Regions from separate parts of the Mus musculus genome. Here all the other regions are linked to region 1. A link is a loop called in an ENCODE intact Hi-C map of the cell type or tissue named here. Cell type or tissue: heart. All regions are shown on one strand. Links, peaks and the distances in the headings refer to the core of each region. The heading gives the core; the rest is flanking DNA.

Region 1 (6,203 bases), core at 799-5,798:
CTAACCTTTGTGTCTTCACCCCAGAATGATTTCAAAGACGGAGCCCCATTTCCTCTATTATAAAATAATGAAATGTTAAGAGCCTCAAATTACTTCTTAAAGGCTCAGTGACACACAGCCAACAGGAGGCAGTGGAGACGCCAGGCAAACGGTCTGTTTCCTGAGTGAAGTCCACCTCTAAAATGGAAGGCAGTGGCAGGTGTTAGGTAGAAAGTGCTGATCTGAATTCTTACAGTGAACCCAAGGTTCTATTTACCTGAAGAAAATTTTAACACAAATCACTCAGGTTCTAATCAAAATTAATGGTTTCTGAAGAGTGTGGAAGGAGTCCCAGCTGGTAGTTCATGCAACATGAACTGAGGGTCTCCAGTGATAATCCCGTCACGGTTTATGGTTTATTTGTCAAAAATTAACATGCCTGGGAGGTTGTGCTTTTTTTTCCCCATAGCGCAGAAGCCAGATTCATCTGTCCTTCAGTCTCCCACATAATTATTAGATGCTCTTCATTTTTATAAATCTGGCAGGATTAAGGGACTGTGGCTTAGGTCATGTTTTCATACACACTGCAATGATTTGCACTTATGACTCGGGGTAGTGGGACGCACCCACACTCCATTTTGGACTACAGAGGGCACTCTGTTTATCGACCTTCAAAGTTTTTCCTCCCTACTTGGAATAGTGAACCATCAGGAACTAACAGTCACTGGGCAGACACACTTTCTGGGCCAGTTACCTTCTGCATTTCTTTTGCAGTATAATAGTTAGAAGAAAAGCTTAATTTAAAAAAAAAAAAAAGAGTTGGATCTCAGAGAAGATCCAGGTGTAGGTCTCAGCAAGCTCTTTGAGATGCTGTCTTAATCATTCTTCTAACTCAGCCCGCGTGGGATTCAGAGCGGCCTTGAGCATATGATGGGAAATGACTGCGGTAATGAGAGAACAAACATTCTCCTTGGATTGGGACTTAGTGTAGACTCTTAATCATACAGAGTTCTGGAAAATGCTGCTGGAATCTTAATTACAATACAGAGCTCTGAAACTCCTTTTCTTAGGATTTCAGAACATAAAATGGATCACACGCTGACAAGTGTGCTCATTAGTGATGTGTAGAGGAACAAAGGCATGTACTCTGAGACAGAACTATATGGTTTGGGACATGCTATCTGAATTCACGTTGGGGTATAATTAAGTCTGTGAGAAATTCTTACAAATCAATGGGACATCCAGACCATAAACTAAATTTATTCTGAATATTTGGAGACCTGAAGGGGCATTTTGCAATCTGTCTTTCCTGGGTGGAGGAAGCAAGCCACATATGTGAGAAGAGAGAAGGATGTTTGACTGAGAAAAACATACTAATTCAGAATCCAGAAGAAAGGGCTGAGGCTACAGCAAGGGGACCAGCCCGGGAAAAGCTTGGACGTTAAAGGTGTCAAGTAAGGACACTTCCTCTTAACTCAGTTCCCTAGGAGCAGAGGCATAGCGCCTAAGCATTTGCTGCCTAATTCTAAGTATAACAGTAGTAGAAGAGAGCTCCAGATATATTGGCGCACGCCTTTAATGCCAGCATCTAGAGGCAGAGGCAGGTGGATATCTGAGTTCGAGGCCAGCCTGGTCTACAGAGTGAGTTCCAGGACAGCCAGGGCTACACAAAGAAACCCTGTCTGGAAAAAAAAAAAAAAAAACAAAGTATTTCTTAGCTCTGTCATTCAATTGTTCCCAAGTTCACATCTTGTAACCCAGAGTCTCATTTTTACAAAAAGGACAACATATGACAAAAACAAAAGCTTGTACCAGGACATAGATGAATATTGCCTGCATAACAACATCTCAAAAAAAAAAAAAAAAAAAAAAAGGTCAGTAAAAATCTGTTCAGGCTGAATCATGCTTGCTCTAAAGATGGGAGAAAACCCAGAGAGAAGGACCTCCCTGCCTTCACAGGGGCTCACATTTAGCAAAGGACCAGGAGAACTCTCTAATGCTAAGACAGAAGTCATCACGAAACAGTTAAAGCCAGTGTGTTCAATGTAACAAGGTCCTTTGGTTGCAGAAGGCTTTATGTGATAATGAAAAGGCTCTCACAAGACAGAGCCCTGAAAGAGAAGGTGGGAGGAGGAAGGGGGTTGTGTGTGTGGGGGGGGGGGGGCGGGGGAGGGGGACTCGAGCAGAGACATCCCGAGGGACCACTTTATGTCCCACTCAAATGGCCATCCTTACCTCCTCGCAAATGAGAAATGGGCTGAGGCACTGGGGGAGAAATTCCTTGGACTGTCTTGAGGGCTATTTCCTGTGGAGAGAGAAAGAGAAATGAGCAACCTCATTTTGTTTTTGTACCATTATCCATATCCAGAATCTTCTTTCCAGTAATCAGTTTCTTTACAGTTCTACAAAATAGCATTTCCTCTAATAATGTTTCAGCTTTGCCTCGAGCAGGGATCTGGGAAGCAGTCGAGGTGGGGTTGGGGGTGGGGATGGGGGTGGGAGAACACCAAGTTCCAGCACAGCCTTCCAAGTGGGCCAAGCAAGGGAATACACATGGTCACCACTATAACCTAAACAGGTTGGTCTGTGGAATAATGAGCACATACACGTTCAGTGTTATATCTTCAGAAGCTAACATTTACGTGGGAGGGAAGCTCAGGCTGTCCTAGGAGGTGCATTTTATTTTGTGGCAGGCAGCCTTGATATGAAAGAAAGAGAAAAAAAAAGTCTTGAAAGGGGGAGGCTTGGATTCCAAGGCATACATTTAAAAGAGAGTTGTGTCAAGACTAATAAAATACGAAGGAGAATCCAGCCATCTGTACCTATTTCTAAAATGTCTCAGGCTCTATCTTAGCATGGCTGGAAGAACCTGGCAGGATTAACCCTCGCCAATATTGTCTTCAGCAAGCCCCATGTCTCTAAGCGGCTGGAATGTGACTGGCCAGGCAGAAGATTCTAAAAGCCATGGCCACAGGGAGATGGCAGCACTCGCCTCTCCTCGAGTCCTCCACAGGCCGAGAAGGAGCACAGGAAGGAGGGCAGCTCCCTGGGGGCTTGTTACTTTCTCCATCAGCCGGCTCAACCTGCTGCTGATCATTGACAAGGCTTGGCAGGCAGCTGGCGAGGGCAAGTTCAGGACACTCCAGACCACGCTGCTTCCCCTGCATATTTAATGAGACGCGCTGCATTGTGGGAGGACCACTTGGGAATGGAGCTGGTTTCGGGAAGGAGGTGAGAAAAGGCTGCAAAGTAGCTCTGTAGTTTCTTGAAAAGTGGAGAGATAGATCGGGGAAGATGCCCTTCATCCCCAATAGTACCACCACTGCTGTGGCACTGGCTCAGTGAGAGTGACCACTGTAGTCAGCTATAAGGAATGCCCAGCTGCGGGAGGTAAACGATTTGTTATTAGTGTGCTAAAGAAGAAACAGCCTAACACCTAAAGGACTGTAAGTTTAGTGTTACCTCGAGGACTTCTTACACTGGCTACATCTCCACTGAAATTTTTCAATTAACTTAAGGTTGCAAATTTTATAGTGTTGTCTTCAACAGATGCTATTAACTTTATGACAGCACAATCAAAGCCATTCAACGGGGAAGCGCTGAGAAGCCGTTTCTTTATAGAGAGGCAAGGAGCAGTCCCCCTGCCACAGTGAAATTTATCATGTCTTTACATCTGCTGTTCCCGGGGCCCCTGGAGGAATGGATTTTGCTTTTGCCGTCCAGTAATCCAGGATTCATTCTGTCTGTTTATCTACACAGCAAATTAACTTATTTTGATTTCTCTCAACAGCATTCATTTCCCCCACTCCTAATTTAGCGTGTGTGTCACCCTCTGCATTCTGTGAAAAAGCTCAATAATTTCAGGATGGCTAAAAGCCCTTGCTTCCTAAGGGGGTAACATAATGCGTGGAATCATTGTATAGAGGTTGGGGTTGGTTTTTTTGTTGTTACTGTTTGTTGTAAGTTTGGGAATATATTCATGTTGCTTGTACACCATGGAGAGCAAACGACCAGTAAATTATTAGTTGTAACAAAAACAGTTGCTTGCTTGAAGCCAAGACATTCTGACCACAGTCCTTTCTGCCTCATTCACAAGAAGAAAATAACACCAAGGGAACCTGGCCCGATCCCTAGCCTGTCTTCTCTGTACAGAGAACACGTAAGCTGAGGGTTCATGTGGTGAGTGGAAACAGAGAGTGCACTTTTAAACACCAAAAATGGGGGAAAAGGAGAGCCGGGAGATAAGCATAAAATGGCGGCCGCTAGGAAGCCAGTGCCATTTTCTTAAACACACATGATGATCTTCAAGCTTGAGGACAGCTAGCCAGAGACAGACTGAGAAGACTGATTTAACTCTGCCCTTCAAAGACATCCAAGCTGCCATTGCCAAAGCCTCCATTAACCATTCCTGGACTTATAGCTTCGCTCCCTGGGCTGCCTACCTAGGTATGATCGAAACTTCATTTTTTTCCCCCTCTCACTTGGTTTCACCCTGCCATAAAAGCAGACCCTAGATTCCTTTACCTTCAGCCTCAGGTCTATGGGGCCATCTGTGTATCTTAACAACTCTGCATCTCTATTTGTCCAAATGTTGGCTGAAAAGGTGAAATGAGATGTATACAGCATTCACACAGCTGTCTGTGAGTTGTTTAAGAACTAGACTGGTTTGAGAGATGGTATCAAGCATTTCTGTCAATGTGTGGACATTAACAAAAACATCATAGAGAGAACTTCAACAAACTATGATGACAATAATACACCAGTAAGTGGTGTAATGCTTTGGGATCATAGCTATACATATAGTCTATCCAGGTTTTGACAAGACTGACGTTTGCTGGGAAAAAAAATGGGGGTGGGGGCGTAGAAAGAATTGAGATGGTGTTATGTGTTGTTGTTATAACTATATTATCACTAAAGCTCTCTAAAGCATTATAAGATATCAGAAGGACAGGGACTCAATGGCAGGGCAGTTCAGCAAGCTTCAAGTAAGATGGTGGATGGGGATCTTGGGGAATCAGAAACAACTGAGAGGAAACCCACTGTACACACTAAAGTGGTCTCAAAGATAATCTCTGGCGATAGCAAACTCAGCGTGGTACAGCCAATGACCCATGAACTACATTCACCGGTGCCAGGTAGTGGGAGGCTTTGGAGATGCTTGGGTACACCGAAGGAGATGGAACTGGACCAGCACGTGCAAGGGTAAGAGAGAACTTCTGCAGTAAATCAAGAGTGATTGGTGACACATGAGAATCACGTCACGGAAAAGACAGAGCCCAGAGCTTGCCTGGTGTCGGCACTGTGGTAGACTGGAGGAACAACGTGTCGGAATGACCCACTGATAGAGAACCTTGAGGGGTAGGTGGGGCTCAGGTACCAACACAGGAAAGAGTAAATGTGCATTGTACAGATGATTATGTTATACAGTGAACAAAATTCAACTTTCTTTGGGGAGAAATGGTAAGATTAGCACGTTAGAGTTAGAGAGGTCAATTGTGGAAGGTTTTATTTTTACTTTAAACCAAAAATGTCCTACTTTTCGGTCTCTCGAGCTTCAGCAATACTATTTTGTTATACAGTGTCCTAACTCTGAATTTAGGGTAGATGGGTTCATGCCATTTATGCTCTATGAAGTCCTCTCTGTTGAACGCATGAATGGTGCTTCCTGAGAAGAGAGCAAGACAGATCGAAACTGGAGTCCTACACATGACCTTCACTCCTTGCACGCTGCCCTCTGAATTCATCCACCCATCTGCAAAGCAATACCTGAGAGACTCTGAGAGTAGAAACCCGTGCCAGTTAATTCTCTGCCCATATGTGCGGCACTTGCTTGTAACTCGCATCCTGCTGCTCCCGGGATTTGCTGGCTCTTGGATGTTTGAGAGCTCGGACACTTTATGGACTGCCAGCATCACTGCTGATGCTCCAACCCGATACAGTAAGCCTTAGCAGTGGTCAGGCCTTGGGTAGGTAATTAACACCACGATCCCCATAAGGCAGAGGGAGGCACGGCTAAGACGCAAGCAGGGTATCAGAGCTGCGGTTACCTAACGGCACGACATGGGGTGCCTCATTTTGGAGGCAGTTATTGTGAAGAAAGTGATTTCCAGATTAATTAAATTGTTTGATTGCTTTGTAATTAGGATAGAGAAGTCCTGCGTCTTCGCCACAGAGAAGCAAGCTGCAAGTCTTTTTAAAAGGCATATGCTTTACCCACTATAGAT
Region 2 (6,203 bases), core at 555-5,554, 97 kb after region 1:
TGTATAATATGTTTTATATAACACACACATATTATAAATGAAAGGCTGGCTTTATATTAGTAATAAATGTCAGCCAAACGACAAAAAAGTCAAAATGCCAAAGTTGTACAGATCTTTAAAAGCAGTCACTGAGAATCATGCTCGCTTGGGTTATCTCTGCAACACAGATTCGCATCTTATAAGTGGTAGATGGACTATCTAACATAGGGGGAGCCTCTGGAAGGCTCTATAAGGAATGGAAGGCTCTGTAAGGAATGCCGTAGGCCCAGGTCTGGGTGTATGAAATGATAAAAATACAAGTAGATAAAGGGACAGAGACAAAAGCCCCTTTGCCAGGCAGGGCTCAAGGCAATGCCTGAACATCCACACTGCAAAAGAATTCCGAGCCCCGCACTCATGGAACCCCTAAGAAGCTCCACCAAGGAGAGGAACTACAGAAACAGAGACCCCCTGGCAAGGCACAAACTTTTCAAACTGCCACCAACAAACAAAATCCCAGACGCAACCGGGCAACCGGGCTCCGGCAGCCCCCAGCCTCTGATAGAGAGAGCACTCCCTGCTCCAGGGCAAGGTCCCGCGTTTTTACCTTTGTGTGCGCCGAAGCCTGTTCCCACTCCTCAAATGAGGCAAAGTAAAGTTTGAGAGCACAGTCCAGAAATTGGGGTCAGACATATCCATTTCTTTCTTTCTTTCTTTCTTCAATTCACCGTGAGTTCAAGGCCATGGGATCAAAACGGAGATGGGGAGAAAAAAAAAATAAAGGAAAAAAAATCCCAATTATCTACTCACTCCCTTCAGAGAAAACGTGCGGTGAACTATGGTCTCAGGAACAACTCGGAGACTGACTGAGAATTACCCTTCCCGTGCTGGCCTTTAATTAATGCACAGCCATCTGAAAGGTTCGGGAAACTTACTTCCTCTTGTGTTTGCCCTCTCCTAGGAAGCCTTGGCCAGCTATAAACAGTAATTACAAGAGTTTAGCCTGCGTTCTGCTCAAAATGCTGTCTCCGTGTGATTCAGTCCAAGGTACTTTGTCATCTGTTTGGCAGATACCATCTGCAGCTCCTGGAGGGGTGGGGTGGTAGGAGGAGGACTATTTTAAGTCTATGGTTCCGGGAGGCTGTTGCTTATCAGCAAACCCATTCACATCCGAACATGCCCAGTACGAAGCTTCCTTTTGGCGTCTACATACAAGGAAAAGAATTTGAACGCAAAAGCTGCTCTTGCCCTCCCCTTCTGGGGGGAAAAAAAAAACCCAACACCATGGAAACTTGAAAGCACTTTTAGAAAATTGACCTATGGGAGGACTTGAATCTGACACCTTTCTGTAGGATCCAGTTGGAAGTAGGGTGGCAGGGCCCTGGCTCAGCCCCTCCAGCTGGGTCTCGGGGAAAGAGAGCGGCTCCCTGGTGTACTCTGCCCAGGAGCAGGCGCAGGGCTGGAGCATCCTCGCAGTTCCCCCCCATCCCAGGGTCTGAAATGGATCGGTCCCTCAAAAATAAATAAATAAGTCCAGCTGCCGCACCGGAACACTAGTGTGTGCTGTGCACACCTGAAAGCTTGGGTGATTCACCATAGGACGAGGCACAATTGTGGCGCTCGGAGGGAAGTCCCTGATGACTCCGGAGGTGACGCTACCTGTTGTCTGGGAGAAGCATGCACACGCCAAGCCACCACACTCACCAGAAAACCTCAATGACACAAAATTCACGAGTTTACATCCATTTGACCGATGACTACAGCGCACACCTGTTTGGCCTCATGGATTCGAGAGATGGATCTAGTTAATGATCACCTATGACGTGTAAATGGACTACTTGGCACTGATTTAGCAACATGAATTCCTTTCCCTCCCAGTATGTTAAGAGTTTGATGGAGTAGAATACAGGAAAAGGATGAATCTGATTGTTACTCACTGAGGAAAAAGACACACACACAAAAAAAAAAAAAAAAAAAAAAAAAAAGCGTGGTATTTAAATAACGCCCCAAGTCACAAACGTTTATTCAAAAGTATATAAAGAAAAACATTAGAATTTAAGTCAGTTACTTCTAATTTAATATTATATCGTATATTATTCAGTCTTATGGTCCACAGAAATAGTTTCTCACCCAAAGACTCCAAAAGGGTTTGATGATATTCCTCAGACAAGGCACTCATACATGCAATCCCATTTTCTTCTAGAGTCTCTTCAGATCTTTGAGACTCATAGAGATAAAAGAAAATCATAGAGCCCACCCAATCTTACATAGGGGAGACTGAGGCTTTGAGCAATAAGTGGCAAGAACAACACCCCAACATTTACCAAGATCCTAAAAGCTTCGGTTGGCTGCCTCTGCCTTCTCAAATAGTCATCCCTCACCGGCTTTTGGCGTTTTAATGTTTTGAGGCACAGCCACCTCTGCCTTGACAGCTTCAAGCATACTAAGACTAAAAACATATAAAGTCAGGTATGGTGGTGCACGCATGTATGCTCAGCACTCAGAGAAAGCAGAGACGAGCCACTGCCTGGGTTCTAGGGCCATCCGCTCTACATAGCAAGACCCTGGTTCAAGAATACAAAACCAAAGAAATAACAGTAACAACAACAAACCCGGCAAATAAAATTGTGTGACTAGTGAACATGGATGGGTGGGCTCTTTTCTTGTTCCCCAAACAATATGTTATAGCATCCATTGCCTCAGGATACAGGTTTTATTTTATATCGAAGAGTACGTAGAGATGGTTTGCCACATGTGGGAGTATGCAGAGTCCACACGCACACATTCTGTCTTATAAAATTTTTGTTAGAAAATTTTAATGTTCTTTATTTTATTTTTTATTTGTTGCTGTTGTTGTTTTTTGTTTTTTTTTTTTTTTTTTTTTTTTTTTGAGACAGGGTTTCTCTGTGTAGCCTTGGCTGTCCTAGAACTCACACTGTAGACCAGGCTGGCCTTGAACTCAGAAATCCGCCTGCCTCTGCCTGGATTAAAGTGCACCACCATGTGCTCCGTGTGCTTACAGGTACCCCCTAGTGGCCCAAGGAAGTCATCCTGTCTCCTGAAACTGAGATTACACACAGTTGTGAACCACTAAATGTGAGTGCTGGGAACTCAGTCTACAAGTGTTCTAGACTGCTGAGCCATCTCTCTAGCCCCATGTCTAGGAGGCTTGAACATCACTGGTCTCTGGAATCTCAAAAGATCCCAGATTGTAAGATCCTCATGAATACCCAGAGATGTCTGGCCACTCTCAATGGTATAAAGTACACTCTGAGAAGTGTAAAGAAACCCATGCAATCGTTGAGTTTCTCTCTAGTGATTGTGTAGCCTGGGCCATCCTTTGGTTTGCAGGCTTCCTTGTACTTTGGAAAATGTTTGGCAACATCCCAGACTCTTTCCATTAGATAGCAGAGGTGCCAATCAAAAATGTCTGCAGACACTGCCAATGCCTTCTTGTTGGGAGTCACTGTTCTAGATCATGTCTCCCTCTGAGAAAGGAGTCATATTGTCTTTGATTCTGGCCTCAACACTTAATCTAACCTTAAGCAAGTTATTTAATCTCTGCCTATTTTCCCTAATTATAATATTGGTCCATAACAGAACCAACCTCTGGGAGTTGGCATATGAAAATGAAAATGAGATGACCCATCTAAAACCTCTCAGTACATGTAATGTCTGTACTGAGTCAGTGCTGACAATATGAAGAATCTAAAAGAACATTTCACTCAATGATGTCATCCTGGAGAGAAAGGGCAGTCCAGCATGTTCCGTACCCTCCAGTGCTCTGAAAGAGGGTCTTCCTAGATAGCAGCCACGTGGTATTTACTTGGCTGCTTACTGCTGCCTTCCCTGTGAGACTGTTTCTCAGGGCAAAGGCCAGATTATACTGTATTCTGTATTTCCAGAACTGAATAGGCTCAGACTTACACAGACATTTTTAAAGATGCTTGCTGAATAGTCATTTCCACTAAGCGTCTACTCTTTCTCTTATGAGACACAAGATTGAGCAGTATGAAGACATCCATCAATACCCTCACAGAACCCTAAATTCTCAGTATTCTTACAACAATGTTATTAAATTCTGAAGGCTTTCTCTTACAACTCTTTGTCACCAAGGATATCAGTACAAACATTTCTTAGGTCCTAGCATGACTTCAGGAAATATCACAGGCAAACACAAGGAAAACTCCCCTTTGAGTACCCTCTCTACATCCCATAGACAAACCAAAGATTTCCTGAGCTTGTTGAGGAAGAGGGGTGCCATAGAAGAGCAATCAAGGTTGTGAGAGAGGATTTGAAATTGTGCTAGAAAAATCTTGAATTCAGGTATCTACCCCATGAAAGAAGAGAGCAGTTGAGGGATAAGAAATAGCTGACTAGCTGACCAGGAATATTAGAAAGACTGTATGCGACTAGGGTTGCAGCCACAGAGGGAAAAGGTGTGGGAAGGGGAGTCAAGTTTCCAAGAGGAGTGCTTAGTCATATACACAGAGGGTGAAGATATATACATAGGGCGAGAATTCTGCTCTGAATGGGCTTAAGTAAGACCTGATGTCTTTACTTCCCAACTCTCCTCCATAATCTTTCTAAAAAGTTCATTTAGTTGGCATTGCCTATAAGCATGGCAGCAACTTAAATGGGTCCACTGATATAATCAACCCTTTACTTTTCCCTCTTCACCACCTCTGCTTTCCATTTTCAGGAATATCTGAAACCTTCCGATGCTAATAGCTAATGTCAAAGACTTTTTACAATTATGTGATCTAAAAGTATGAATGTGCATATATGGGTGCAGGTACTCAAAGAGTCCAGAAGAGGGCTCTGGATACCCAGGATCTGAAATCACAGATCACTATGAGTAACCCAACATTCGTGCTGGGAACCAAATTCTGGTCCTCTGAAAGAGTGGTACACGCTCTTAAGTGCTACCTCCAAATTCTGGTCCTCTGAAAGAGTGGTACTTGCTCTTAAGTGCTGCCTGCCACCTCCCAGACCCCAACACTAATTTTAACTAAATATATTGGATTATTTTCCCTGAAAAGGTTTGGGAAGATCTGAATTTACCCACACTGAAAAGGTAAGACTAGGTAAAGTACACACACAGCTAGCGATATATTAGCTAATACAGAGCAAGTACTTGATAGATTCCCACACTCCCTGATGATAAGAGTGGGTGTGACACTCAAGTGTAACCTGTCTTCTAACCTGTATGACTTGATTTAGTAACCTATGATTCAGAAGGCAAGGCAGTCGGTAAACATGGGATTGAATTTGTCAGAATTACTGACATTTCCTTACAGACAAAATAATTATATAGAGAGGAGAGGAAGCACAGTTGAGTTGCAGTTGCCATAAAGCTGATGAACTGAGAAGAAACTGAGCCTTTGAAGGCCTTAGAACATAGCTGGTCTTGGCCAACACACAGACACTCAGCAAGATGTTCTACTTATTGGACAGCCACTAAGCCAATACAACAGTGGATATAGTCTGGGATCCAGACTGCTCATTCATTTATCAATATGTCAATATCAGTCACTGCTTCTCCAAGGAAGGCAAGTGGGATGGGAAGATAGGTTTGTCACCCAACTGGGAGGGTAGCTCTGGAAAAAAAATGGTAGAAAACAGAAGGTCTAATCCTTTGCAACTCATTCCCCTCATATGTTTCGTAATGTCCTTTTTACAGATCTTTTACTCTCCCTCCAGATGCCCCATGCCCAAACAGAATAGTATTAAAAAGCTAATATCTATGGACAGATTTGTGTGTACTATATAGAGATTAATTTCTCTGGGCCAAGTTGTTAGGACTGGGTAGCTTTCAACTCCCTGTTTAAGAATCTGTGTCTGTGTATCTACATCCAGGGAGGATGCAGAGTTTCCATGAAGACTCTACCTGATCCTGGCCTAGTGGCAATTCTGCTGTAAACTCTCTTGATTCATTCCTACCCCTGTGTTCAGCACCTAAAAATGAACGAGTATTGCTCAAGGTGGTTCACATCTGTAAGTCCATTAGGTCGGCTTCTAAACTCTTTCCTGAACTTAAGGAAAAAGGTCTGATATGCACACTGACTTTTCTAAATGAGAAAGTCTACAAAAATAGAACCAAAGAGGGGTCAAAATAAAATGTAGGAAAAAATGTAGAAAGAAAATAGAAAGGATGCTATATACAGGAGGAAGAACAAAAAACACAATGAACAGTTGGAAGACAGAAACTCTCTTATGTTATT
Region 3 (6,203 bases), core at 773-5,772, 58 kb after region 1:
GTCATTCTTTTCTTTTGCCAAGAAGGAATTGGCCAGGAGGAGCCCGTTCTGTTGCTGAAGACAGGAGGGCTGGCGAGATAGCAGAAGACCCTGGCCTGCAAACTGCTCAGTATTCAGTCTTCGTGATGGATGCTCTTTGGGGCTGTCAAATGCAGAACCAGTAAAAGAATCTGGGGTCTGAAAGGAGACTGGTGATGTATGAAGATAGGATGCCCTACGGAGTGTCAAATGCAGCCAAAGAAAGAAGCCATGTGGCTCCTATAGCCAGGGCCTTAGATACCAGGTACATTTAATGACTTCACATGCAAATGTGTAATTCTGCTTTCACAGGGGCCCAAGAGAGAGCTCTATTTTTTATATAATGGAGTTCTTAGAAGAGACTCACAAAACAAGGTTTACAATGAGCAGATATGGTTGCTAATTCCAAGCCCAGTAGAACCTCATCCTCTATGGTCTGCAGAATGGTGATACAATTACCAGCTATCTGCTGGGTATGGGAGCCATGAAGGCTGAGGCAGGATTACTGTTGGTTTGAGGTCAGCCTGGGCTACAGGATAACATTCTATCTCAAAGGAAGAAAAAGAGTATCTGCTAACACAGAGATTAAACAAAAGTAATATATGTAAAGAAATTATATCAAAAGCCTTATGAATATTAGGTGTAAAAAGGTATTTATAAGCATGTCAGCCTGGGCTACTTAGTGAGAGCCTGTATAAGTATGTGTGTGTGCATGTGCGTGCATCTGTGCACATGTGCCACACACAGTAATATAAATGAATCAACAAGTATTTGACCTTTTCTTCTTGTACATATGCTGCCATATATCCATGCTTTCCTACGTTTAATCTCACACTCAAGTTTTTCCTTTGAGGATCTTGGAACAAGAAGTCTATCATGGCCCACAGAATAACCTTTTTTAAATCAAAACAATGAATTATACAAGAACAAAAGAGGCCAACTCCAGAGCAGCAAGGCTTGAGTAAATCTAAGTAAAATCTAGTTATAGGAAGAATATAAGTACTCTTTGGGCTTTGGATGCCTATAGAAACAGAAAAAGAAATGGTTTTTAATTTCTTTCTTTACTTTTTTCTTGACCAAGCTATTATTGAGTAGAGTGTTGTTCAGCTTCCACGTGAATGTGGGCTTTCTGTTGTTTTTGTTGTTATTGAAGACCAGCCTTAGTCCTTAGTCCGTGGTGATCTGATAGGATGCATGAGATTATGCATCAGTCTTCTTGTATCTGTTGAGGCCTGTTTTGTGACTGTTTATATGGTCAATTTTGGAGAAAGTACCATGAGGTGCTGAGAAGAAGGTATTTTCTTTTGTTTAAGGATGAAATTTGGTCCATAATTTCTGTTAGTTCTACTGTGTCTCTATTTAGTTTGTGTTTCCATGATCTGTTCATTGATGAGAGTGGGGTGTTGAAGTCCCTCACTATTATTGCGTGAGGTGCAATGTGTGCTTTGAGCTTTAGTAAAGTTTTGGTTGTTTTTTTTTTTTTAAATGAATGTTGGTGCCCTTGCATTTGGAGCATAGATGCTCAGAATTGAGAGTCTTCCTGGTAGATTTTTTCTTTGATGAGTATGAAGTGTCCTTCCTTATCCTTTTTGGTAACTTTTGGTTGAAAATCGATTTTATATGATATTAGAATGGCTATTCCAGCTTGTTTCTTTGGGACCATTTGCTTGGAAAGTTGTTTTCCAGCCTTTCACTCTGAGGTAGTGTTTGTCTGTCTTTGTCACTGAGGTGTGTTTCCTATATGTAGCAAAATGCTGGGTCCTGTTTATCCAGTACACATTCATAAAAGATACTTTACTAAAGCTATCTGTTCTTATAAATGAAGATCCAAGCATTCTGTTGGAACACAAATCATGTGTTCTTGGTAACTATGAACCCAGGGAAACCAAAAGAATCAGTCTTTGAGCCTAAAGTCTGAAGGTTAGTTACAGGAGGTACATCAAGCTACCAAGTATCAGACATCATACTGTATTTTCTGGAAGGTAGTAAGCTTGACCTCAGTAGACAAATACTCAATGTCACTAAGCAGGAATGCTTGTATTCCTGGGTCACACATGTTATCAGACCCATGGTGGCTACACCACTGAGGCCTGTACACTTCTGGGCACTCACTTCTCCACAGAATATCTTCATAGATCCACAGGTAGATGACTCAACCCATGTATCATCCTTGTCCCTGCCCAAACCAGCTGGTCTAGACATAACCAGGGAAAGAACTGTGTTTACACAGCATGTTCCAGAATTCTTGTCCCACTCTTTCTGAGGGAGCTGTCAATCAATCTACACATCTGGATCCCATTCTCTTCAGAGTAGCTTGTTTACCTCTTCATTTCCAGATAACTAACTCTGAATATTTAAGAGAACACATACCAGGTCTGTGATTTCTAACCATTACCATTGGACCCTTGTTATGTAGCTCTGGCTGGCTTTAAACTAAAGATCATCCTGCCTTAACCTCTTGAGTGCTGGGATTACAGCCAAGTACAATATCCCTAACTACACAAAGCACCCATCTGTGTGCTGGCTTTGGAGAAACGGTTTACTACCACATTCATAAGTAAATTTGTGAAAAAGGAGACCAAAAGTATAGCATAGCATATACTAACTACACTAAACGTGATGAGAATTTTGTAATCGTCAAGAATTCACACATGATGCAAGTCAAAATTAATTAAGTAAACAATATAAAAATCTGTGTTTTTACAATGGTTATAGCCTTGTCCAAATCTTCCTTCCTTTCCTTGTATATTCTCTCAAGATGCCACTCCTGTTGGGAACGGTGGCACACAGATATAATCCCAGAACTTGGTGACAGAGGCATAGAGGATTTTCAGTTTCAGCTTGTATCCAATTACATACACAAATATATAGAGAACCATCATACACATATACACACAGCATGTAATCCCTTCCATCATTATCTTCCCCATCCTTGCCTCTATTCTTAAGAGAACACATATGTGAGAAATCTGTGTAAAAATATCCTGTGATTCATGTAAAGGTCCCGAGGAAATCACATGAGACGACGTGCTTGGGTTACTAAGGAAAAGTTTATCCCTGGCTTGCTTCTTCCAGGCATGGCCACCTGTCCTCCGAGGCCCAGCCTTCTGTGTAATGAGCTGACCTCACTCATCCCTACTCTTGGTTTTGGTCCTTATTAGTAAGTACCTCGAGCTCCAGAACAACAGACTGACCCCGCCTCTTCACTGTGCTCAGTAGACACCCAACCTAAACTCCTTCTGTATTCCCTGCAGTGACTCAGAGTTCCTGTTCATTGTGTCCCTGGATTCCTGTTTATGAACGTTATGGAATCCTGACCTTCCCATGGTAACAGCTTAAGCAGAAATTCAATGGCATTGAGTGGTTGGTATCCTACCATGTAAGATTCCCATAATGGAAGGGATCTTGAATAACTCCCTGGAGTCAAATTAAGTTGCATGCCACAAGGCCAAGTCTAGAATCAGTATTCCTCAACGTAATGAGAACAAGTCCTTGATCCCATAAGGAAATGAAAATGGAAATCTGCTCCTGCCTATTTCCCTTATTATCTTTCTAAATCAACCTTAATTCCTAATGTAAGATCAAAAATGTGTACGAAAACAACGATGTAGCTAAGCCCATCTCGAAAATGAAGTCTGTCAAGAGTCACCAAGGAAGCCATTTCTTGGGCTTTGTGGTAACATCGTATTTTCATTCACAGTATAATCATAAAATTGCAGGGCACATTCGTGTAACAAAGAACATTGTCTGTGTTCTTAAATTGAGGGTTTCTCTGCACAGGCCTGGGCTTTAGAAACAGTGGCAATGACGGCCTGTTTTACTAAGAGCCCGTGTTTATGAACATGGAAAAATGACACAGCAGCAGGCCGCTACGGTTCATTTTCAGACTGAGGGGTGCTCAGACCTCATCAGAGAGTCAGAGATAAGCAGGCAACTCGAGGCCCCTCTCTCAGCGGCTGGCAGTTGATGCTTGCCTGTCTCACAACTCTGAGAGCTGGAAAGTTGCAGTCTGCTATGTGACTGGACCCATGATCAATCAGAACGGGAGGCAATCTCCAGCCCAAGGATTAGATAAAGGTCTGTTGTATTGGGAACCAATAGTGCAAAGACTGTAATTCTTCAGAATGCCACACTATGGTTTGGAAAAAGAAGCAGGAATTTCTCACTATCAGGGGCTTTAAACAACACTGCCTCATATCAAAATACCATACCAGCCATTTTTGCTTTTTCTTTAAGCCAATGTTCCTTTCTGCAGAATTGTACCATCCTCCTAAATTTATTATCACAGAGTAAAGGTCTTGTTTCTTACAGTATGGGATAAGAACATAAGTAGGTATAATCCTGCCTCATGAAGAGCACAACAAATTGTATGACATTGTATGTATCAATTGATGTAAAATTGTTTCTTAGCCAGGCCTGATGGCACAAACCTAGAATCTCAGTTATTCTACTATAGCGTGAATGGTTCAAGACCTGATTGAGCTATAAATTTGGGGCAATGTAACGAGACACTGTCTCCAAATAAAAGGTAAAAAAAGAAAGCTAAAGATACAGTCAGAGGCAGGGTGTTTCCCTAAAAAGCATGTGGCCACACATCCAACCTTAGTAGCAACAATAAAAAAATCTATTTTACTGGAAAATGGAAGCATCTATTTTTGCATGGAGAAGATTCAATATTTGAGGCTAGGGGATATGGCTTAGCAATAGGATACTTGCGTTGGAATAGGCTGGGTTCGGTCTTCAGCAATACCAAAAAGAAAAAAAAATAGTAATAATTTTTAAACACAAGGGAGGGGAGCAGACAATTAGCAGGCAATAGAGGCACTCCTGGCTTTTATACAATAACAGTGGTGATCAGCAGCCTTATAAGGAGAAGCTGGCTCCGGTCATCTCCACAACACGGCCACTAACCTAGCCCCCTCCCCCCCCCCCCCCCCACGGGTGTAGCTTTTGTTACTTCACCAAAAAAAATCCCCAACTTTTTTATTTTTTTTATTTTTTAGGAGTATCTTGCCCCAGGCCAAGGAGCCTTGTTGGTACCAGGATCTGAGAGACTAGCAATCCGGAAATCTGGGGAGGGAGACATTTCCCTGCATTTTAAAAGGCCTCTATTGTTCTGTTAGGAGACTTTGTGTAATAGGAGGGGAAAGTAATAGAAGAACAAAACAAAAATCTATCCCAGTTTTCAAAGAAATTAGGTGGACACCGATTTAAAAAAAAAAAAAATGGCCAAAGACAAAAGGAAAAATAAATCACATAAAGGAGCGAGACCGCACTATGCAGCGAGGCTAAACATCGCTCCTGCTCTAGGCTAGGACACTTTGAAGTAGTACAAAAAGCAAAGATTATTAAGTAAGAGTAGATTTTTTTTTTACACTGAGAAATGAAAAAGGGTGGGGGTGGGGCACTGCAGAGGTTCCCAGGAAGATGGTGTCTTTAACAAATGGTTAAGCACGCTATACAATCTTTCAATAAAATAAATTTTAGAATTTTGAGATTACATTAAACCTCAGGAGAACCAACAGTTAATGCCGTGCATGTTAATGATCAATTATGAAAGCTAACTCTCACCTGCAAGCCTCCTGGCTCTCCTGGTCACCACCTCCCTTCACAAAACAAATCAAGTCAGTTTTCAACTGTTAACAACTTCCTCTGAGAGAAACAACTTAGGTTCATCTCCTCCTTCCTCTCCTAAGAGATGATTTTACCTCAAAAAAGACTAACGCTTAGCTCATCTAAGAGGAAGAGTTATAAAGTTCACGTAGAAATGAAGAAAACGGCTTCTCTCATTGTTATATATATATATTTTTTTAAAGTGGAATGCCCCAGAAATTGAAGCTAGACAGGTAACTTGTCCTTGGCATAGCTCACCGTTTGGTCAGTCTGGCCACCAAAAGCTTCCTATGTGTAAGATGGATGGTGTGTTTATGAAGACAAGAAGCTACCCCACAGTAAAGGCTTAGTAGTTGACTTGAGGCACACTAGCCAAACTTAAAGAAAGGATGAGAACACCAAGGATGGGGTGGGGGGAGACTGCCAGTTAGAAGAGGTGCTGTGGTCCTGAGAACTCTGAGGAACAAAAGGCAGGGCGGGTCTTTGTTTCTCTGACAGGACCAGGGCTCCTCTGAAACACTCAGCGCCCACCCTGGAATGACCACCGCCAGGGTTGGATCCTAACCAAGCCA

Evidence for each region. Hi-C counts contacts between places; a loop is a spot of excess contacts. Peaks named below come from ENCODE experiments on the same cell type or tissue, not always from the same donor. Only the 100,000 strongest peaks of a DNase experiment are listed, where the experiment ranks them.
Region 2: a loop joins it to region 1, with 4 times the contacts of the local background. A loop is called at or near these places in 10 of 42 quality-filtered maps.
Region 3: it touches region 1 in a loop (2.2-fold over the local background); 3 of 42 quality-filtered maps call a loop at or near these places.

The regions. Positions count from the first base shown.
Region 1 is chr13:102,808,287-102,814,489 of GRCm38, forward strand. Mast4 (microtubule associated serine/threonine kinase family member 4) reads right to left here. Exons shown (of 29, transcript NM_175171.3): 6 at 2,215-2,284. Among named protein-coding and RNA genes, the nearest start is that of Gm17160, 49 kb to the left of the region's middle. In heart, for the core only: a CTCF peak has its summit at 2,950; a DNase peak (open chromatin) is centred at 3,075; H3K4me3 peaks cover 839 bases; H3K27ac peaks cover 652 bases.
Region 2 is chr13:102,905,063-102,911,265 of GRCm38, forward strand. All of the region lies in intron 4 of Mast4 (microtubule associated serine/threonine kinase family member 4), which reads right to left. It overlaps Gm30106 (a long non-coding RNA gene), which reads left to right and starts at 2,740. Exons shown (of 4, transcript XR_382843.4): 1 at 2,740-6,203. In heart, for the core only: CTCF peaks have their summits at 1,257, 1,505, 3,054 (motif pointing left) and 4,794 (motif pointing right); a DNase peak (open chromatin) is centred at 1,309; H3K4me3 peaks cover 1,357 bases; H3K27ac peaks cover 1,293 bases.
Region 3 is chr13:102,866,489-102,872,691 of GRCm38, forward strand. The region is part of intron 4 of Mast4 (microtubule associated serine/threonine kinase family member 4); the gene reads right to left. Among named protein-coding and RNA genes, the nearest start is that of Gm30106, 38 kb to the right of the region's middle. In heart, for the core only: no CTCF peak of the experiment used is centred there; a DNase peak (open chromatin) is centred at 3,233; H3K27ac peaks cover 444 bases.